2 separate regions of the Homo sapiens genome follow, and region 1 is linked to region 2. The links are chromatin contacts, found by Hi-C in ENCODE. All regions are on one chromosome and are shown on one strand. Each heading gives the region's core, a stretch centred on a gene start or an enhancer-like site at or near the end of the contact. The rest is flanking DNA. Distances are from core to core; before and after follow the strand shown.

Evidence for each region. Hi-C counts contacts between places; a loop is a spot of excess contacts on that map. Pooled maps may share reads with other maps.
Region 1: a map of ascending aorta shows a loop between it and region 2 (4-fold over the local background). The contact joins the enhancer-like site here to the promoter of AADACL2-AS1 in region 2. A Hi-C loop is called at or near these places in 2 of 168 maps with a recorded cell type or tissue (K562 and ascending aorta), 4 of 37 single-sample maps with no recorded cell type and 12 of 50 pooled maps.

Annotation. Positions count from the first base shown.
Region 1 is chr3:152,470,485-152,473,634 of GRCh38, reverse strand. No RefSeq gene overlaps it. Among named protein-coding and RNA genes, the nearest start is that of MBNL1-AS1, 200 kb to the right of the region's middle. Within about 2 kb of position 1,259, at least 8 of the 41 ENCODE cell types and tissues checked have a DNase peak (open chromatin) inside an H3K27ac peak, as active enhancers do; they include ascending aorta, where a contact is called at or near this core.
Region 2 is chr3:151,926,461-151,929,595 of GRCh38, reverse strand. It overlaps AADACL2-AS1 (AADACL2 antisense RNA 1), which reads left to right and starts at 1,421. Exons shown (of 3, transcript NR_110203.1): 1 at 1,421-1,739.

The sequences.
Region 1 (3,150 bases), core at 10-2,509, 540 kb before region 2:
CTAATATAAGCATTTTTGTCCAAGTCTTTTGGTGCATATACAGGCATTTCTGTTGGATATAAATCTAAGAATGAATTTGCTAGCTCATAGGTTATAGGTCTTCAACTTCAGTAACACCAATATATTTTAATAACGTGGTTTTACCAATTTGATCTCTACCCAGAAGTACATGGTGTTTCATTTACTTCACATCTTCACCAACACCTGATATGGATACTTTCTCATCTTGGCAATTGGGATGGAGTGAGTAGAGGCATTTCATTTGGTTTTTAACTTGTGTTGAATATCCTCTTTTATAAAGTACCTGTATAAGCCCCTTGCCCTTTTTCCTAATGGGGTGTCAGTCTTTTCAAAAACATATTTCCAGAAATTCTTCATAAATTCGGTTTATTTGCCCTTTGTTGTTGTGTTGCAAATACCTACTCCTATTAATGCAGACCTATGACAGAAAAATCAAGATTCCTTTAATGAGCTGTTTTGGCTTGGAGACTGTTGACCCGGCTGAAACTTTCCTGGAATTGTGCTTCAGTTTGAAAATGTTTCTACCCTAGTGCCCTTTCCTTCACAGTTGTCAGGTCTATAGGACGGTTTGACATCTCCTTTTAATTTCTGTGGCTCCTTCCCCACTAAGTCTCTTGCATTTTTGATCTATCTTGGCATCTATTTCCCAGAGGACCCTAAGTAATACAGTCCCTGTACTTATTATTCCAATTTGCCACCATGTTGTCTTTTATCCAACAGCTGGTTTCCTTGCGTGCAATTTTACCTTCACAAATCCTCTGTCAGCAGCAACCAGAATAATCCATCTGTCCATAGCTGCCCCCTGAAAGTGTAAACTCGCTATTGAGGCCCATCAGATCTCCATAATCCCATACCAGTCTATCGCATCAGTGTCTTCATCTGGCCCTCTCAGCCTCTCATTTTATGTGATAATGGTATCAACTTTGTTGATGCCTTCCACTCAGGTCTTGTATTTGTTTCCTCTGTGCCTTAGTAAGGTGGCCTCCTCTGCCTGGGATAATCTTCCTTCCTCTTTTCCTAAATACAGCTGCTCATCTTGTTGGCACCCCCTCCAGGAGAACTTCTCACATCACCTCAAGCTGGATTTACTGCTGGACCCCACCAAACACCCTACCCCCTCAATACTCCTAGGTCTTACATGTTACTGCCTTGTGACTTTCTCCCCAAGGGAAACACAGCCTCCACCAGAGCAGCGACAGTACCTTACTCGTTTCATCTGCGTATGTCTAGTGCTAGCACATACTTAGCTTAAAGTAATCAGTAGATTTTTTTGTAAAATCCAAAGTGTTGGGCTCTAGTAATTTAAGAATTTGCTATTTTTAGAAACTCTTAAAATAAAAAATAATCGATTAGTTTGTTCAAGTGTTTTGAACCATTAGAGAGCAAGTTATTTGTATTTTGGGAGATGACGCGAGTAAAACGGTGACTGCCCAGTTTTCGTCATTTTAGGGTTACAGGAAGCTCCACCAGAGGGCGAGCAAGAGAAGGAAAACAACATAAATTAGAATCAGTCTGTTGTATACTGATAGCAAATCTGGAGGAAAACTTTTAAAATGGTAATACTAATAACTAGCGTGGTGGCTCAAACCTGTAATCCCAGCACTTTGGGAGGCCGAGGTGGGTGGATCACCTGAGGTAAGGAGTTCAAGACCAGTCTGGCCAACATGGTGAAATCCCGTCTCTACTAAAAATACAAAAATTAGCCGGGTGTGGTGGCACGTGCCTATAGTCCCAGCTATCCAGCAGGCTGAGGCAGAAGAATCACTGTAGTCCGGGAGGTGGAGGTTGCAATGAGCCTAGATAGCACCACTGCACTCCAGCCTGGGCAACAGAGCGAGACTCTGTCAAAAAAAAAAAAAAAAAAAAAACACCTGACTAAATTGAGTTCTAAATTTCTGAATTTTGTGGAGAACTAGTTTCTTTGTCCATCCTTATCTATTTGTTTTTGAAACAAGACTAATAAATAAACTAATACATTGATTTTATCTTTTGGAGTCTTGAAAAAAATGCAATGAGGCAACTATTTCAATAATTTTTCTTATATAAAATATTTCCTTCATATACATATGCATGTGGTGGGTAAGAACTTGATAATAACAAATGAAAGAATTTCAAATTTCAAAAGATATCCACATTATACCAACACATCCAATCAATTCAAGTTAAAGACACAGTATCATTAGAGTTTGTAGGACCAAAATGCGGGTGATTGTCACATTTTGTCTTAACCAACTTGAGGTCTGGTTACTGTGCAATTATAGAAGGCATATAGTAATATTCTCCTTATCCTCATGAACATGATAATGCCTTTAGAAAGTTGCATGACACTGAAAACCAGGGGAAAAACTGTGAATTTGGGGAAATTTGTGTTCCAACACAGACCTATCTTCTGGGCTCCTTCTCTTCCATTTCTCCTTAGGAATCAGTGGCCTTTCTCTTTTCCCATAACACTAGGCAGTCTTTTAGCATATCAGTTATCAGTTTGTATTTTAACTAGTTGTTGACACGTATATCTTGCCCACTCTTCACTGGATTCTTTGAGCACAGACTTTTGTGGATTAATCTGTCTACCACAGTGCTTAGCAGATTAGCATTCTGTAAATTCCTATGAGGAGAACAGAAAAAAACAAAAGAATGAAGAGAGGGTGGAAAAGGGATGAAAGGAGGGAAGAAGGAAATAAACTAATATGGATTTAAGTCACTTTCCAATAAAGTCTCCTTAAAGTTTTTAAATCTCATTAACTATGAATTTTTAAATTCATGTCTAACTCAGCGATTGTTAATTAGCTGTGAACAAGTGGGAAATTGTAGGAGAATATGGTGGTTTCTCAGACCCCCTTATCAAATGAAGTAACTGTTCGATACACATTTTCATAATGAAGGTTCTCCTGGGAGATGAGATAGCCTAAATAGAGATCAGAGCTTCGAGCCCTATGAAATAATATAAAGGGAACAGGATGAAAGAAAAATACACACAACTAATTAAAGCAAGATAGATATGTTAAAAAGCATTCAACTGTAAGTATATATTCTGTACGAATCAATGTCCACTGCAGTTCTTACAATTTGTTCACAGGTGGATGGCCTATGTTCCTCCTATGCTCTGCTGTTGTTGCTAATTAGCACAGG
Region 2 (3,135 bases), core at 172-2,671:
TTTGTCCCAGTGCAGGTAGCAGAGACAAGAGTTCCAGAGTCTGAACAGTGCTGGTGACAGCGCTAATGACAGGCAATGTCCGGGGTTGGTAGGGGCAATACCTGGTATTCTGCAGTGCGGCCATAATGTTTCCGGAATTGGTGGGTTCTTGGTCTCACTGACTTCGAGAATAAAGCCGCGGACCCTCGCGGTGAGTGTTACAGCTCTTCAGGTGGCGCATCTGCGTCTGGAGTTTGTTCCTTCTGATGTTCGGATGTGTTCGGAGTTTCTTCCTTCTGGTGGGTTCTGTGGTCTCGCTGGCTCAGGAGTGAAGCTGCAGACCTTCGCGGTGAGTGTCACAGCTCATAAAGGCAGTGCGGCCCCAAAGACTGAGCAGCAGCAAGATTTATTGCAAAGAGTGAAAGAACAAAGCTTCCACAGTGTGGAAGGGGACCCGAGCGGGTTGCCACTGCTGGATGGGGCAACCTGCTTTTATTCTCTTATCTGGCCCCACCCACATCCTGCTGATTGGTAGAGCCCAGTGGTCTGTTTTGACAGGGCGCTGATTTGGTGCGTTTACAATCCCTGAGCTAGACACAAAGGTTCTACACGTCCCCACCAGATTAGCTAGATACAGAGTGTCCACGCAAAGGTTCTCCAAGGCCCCACCAGAGTAGCTAGATGCAGAGTGTCGATTGGTGCATTCACAAACCCTGAGCTAGACACAGGGTGCTGATTGGTGTGTTTACAAACTCTGAGCTAGACACAGAGTGCAGATTGGTGTATTTACAATCCCTGAGCTAGACACAAAGGTTCTCCAAGGCCCCACCAGAGTAGCTAGACACAGAGTGTTGATTGGTGCATTCACAAACCCTGAGCTAGACACAGGGTGCTGATTGGTGTGTTTACAAACCTTGAGCTAGATACAGAGTGCTGATTGGTGTATTTACAATCCCGGAGCTAGACATAAAGGTTCTCCACGTCCCCACCAGACTCAGGAGCCCAGCTGGCTTCACCCAGTGGATCCCGCACCGGAGCTGCAGGTGGAGCTGCCTGCCAGTCCCGCGCCGTGCGCTCGCACTCCTCAGCCCTTGGGTGGTCGATGGGACTGGGCGCCGTGGAGCAGGGGGTGGCACTTGTCTGGGAGGCTCGGGGCCGCACAGGAGCCCATGGAGGGGGTGGGAGGCTCAGGCATGGCGGGCTGCCGGTCCCGAGCCCTGCCCTGCGGGAAGGCAGGTAAGGCCCGGTGAGAAATCGAGCGCAGCGCCGGTGGGCTGGCACTGCCGGGGAACCCAGTACACCCTCCGCAGCCGCTGGCCCGGGTGCTAAGCCCCTCATTGCCCGGGGTCGGCGGGGCCCGCCCGCTGCTCCGGGGGCGGGGCCCGCCAAGCCCACGCCCACCCGGAACTCCAGATGGCCCGCAAGCGCCGCGCGCAGCGCCGGTTCCCGCTCGCGCCTCTCCCTCCACACCTCCCTGCAAGCTGAGGGAGTGGACTCTGGCCTTGGCCAGCCCAGAAAGGGGCTCCCACAGTGCAGCCGTGGGCTGAAGGGCTCCTCAAGTGCCGCCAAAGTGGGAGCCCAGGCAGAGGAGTCGCCGAGAGCGAGCGCGGGCTGTGAGGACTGCCAGCACGCTGTCACCTCTCAATAACGCCCATCCCAACGTTTCCTGAGGAATAATTTTGGTCGTGTTCCTGCTACTCAGCTTTTCGTGGTTCCTGCTCATTTTCAGAGTCTAACATTCCAGCTTTTCCGGAAATTCTGTGAGTATACAACAAACTTTGACAATTCCTTTTGGATTTAACTCATCTGAAGTTAGTTTTGGTTATACTCAGTGAAAAATTTTGGTAGTAGTTACATGGCTCGAATAAAGAAAATAGACTTTGCTTTCTGGGTCTGGGAATAACCAGTGAACATCTTTCTGAGCATCAGTTTCTCATGCATAAAATTTAGGAAAGAAAACCTGAGGGAGGTTAGCTGAATCACTTCTCTGCTTTGCAGAGTCAGATTCTATAAGAAAATGTTATAACATGGAGAAATTTGCCCTTTTCTGTTCTCCTCAAGCCCCCAAAATATTTGTCTTCTGATAAAATGTAAGGAGAAAGAAGAGGCAATAAAAGCAGAAAATGAAAAAAAAAAAAAAAGGCCAAACAAATCTTTATTTTGTTTTGATAGAAGCCCATGAAATATAGCAAGTTGGTTTCAATTTTCTGAAGCTTTGCACAATCAATTAGTTAATCTTAATCACTGCCTATGGAATTCAAACATGCACAATTCCAAATTTTTACACATTCTCATTCATTAAAATAAAGGCAGAAGCCAGGCGTAGGTAGAGTGATATTTTTATGAAGCACAAGCCTTGTAATTTTCCAACATCTGTGGGGAGTTAAAAAACAATCGCTACGATCGCTTCAGTTGCTCTGAAGCTGGTAATATGTGAGTCATGTTTAGGTGCTTTCTGGGCCCTACAAAATCATCAGATAGATTTTCAAATGTGTTTGCAGTAAGAGCCGCACCTCTTTTTTTCTGGGCATGGAAAAACCATGTAAAATAGATCTCAAAGAAGCCAGCATTGTAAGCAACAGGCACATAGTTTATTTTTAGAGACTGGGTTACCATTAGCACATATTTGGACACTTTTTAGTCTGACTCAAATATACAAAAAACACTTTACTAATCATTTATAGAGCAAGTTCGCTGTCTCCACCCTACCCAGAATATAAAATATAAAGATTCTAATAATAGGGGTACACTTAATAAATGTATTGATGGGTGTTTCTCTTTCAACACAATTAATTTGCCCTAAGCAGTGTCTAGTTAATGAGGTCTTAAATTGTCAGAATAAATAGGTGTGCTCTGCTCTAACTTCAACACGAGGCCATGGCAGACATGGCTCTTTTCAGCTACCTAAGTTTACTTTCAACCATTTTCCTACCCATGCAGTGTCCCTTTACTGAGAATTGGTCGTGGACTTCCAGCTGTCTGTTTCCTCCCGAAGAGGCCAGCTATCTTGCTGCACTAATGATTCCTCCTTTGTTGGAAGCTGACTCTATACTAATAAAGAACTGCTGGCAAACAACTGTAATTAAGAAATTTAAGCTTGAGAGAATTAGGATGAGGCAGTGTAATTCCTCGTTATCTTTGAGCATTTTTGGAAGG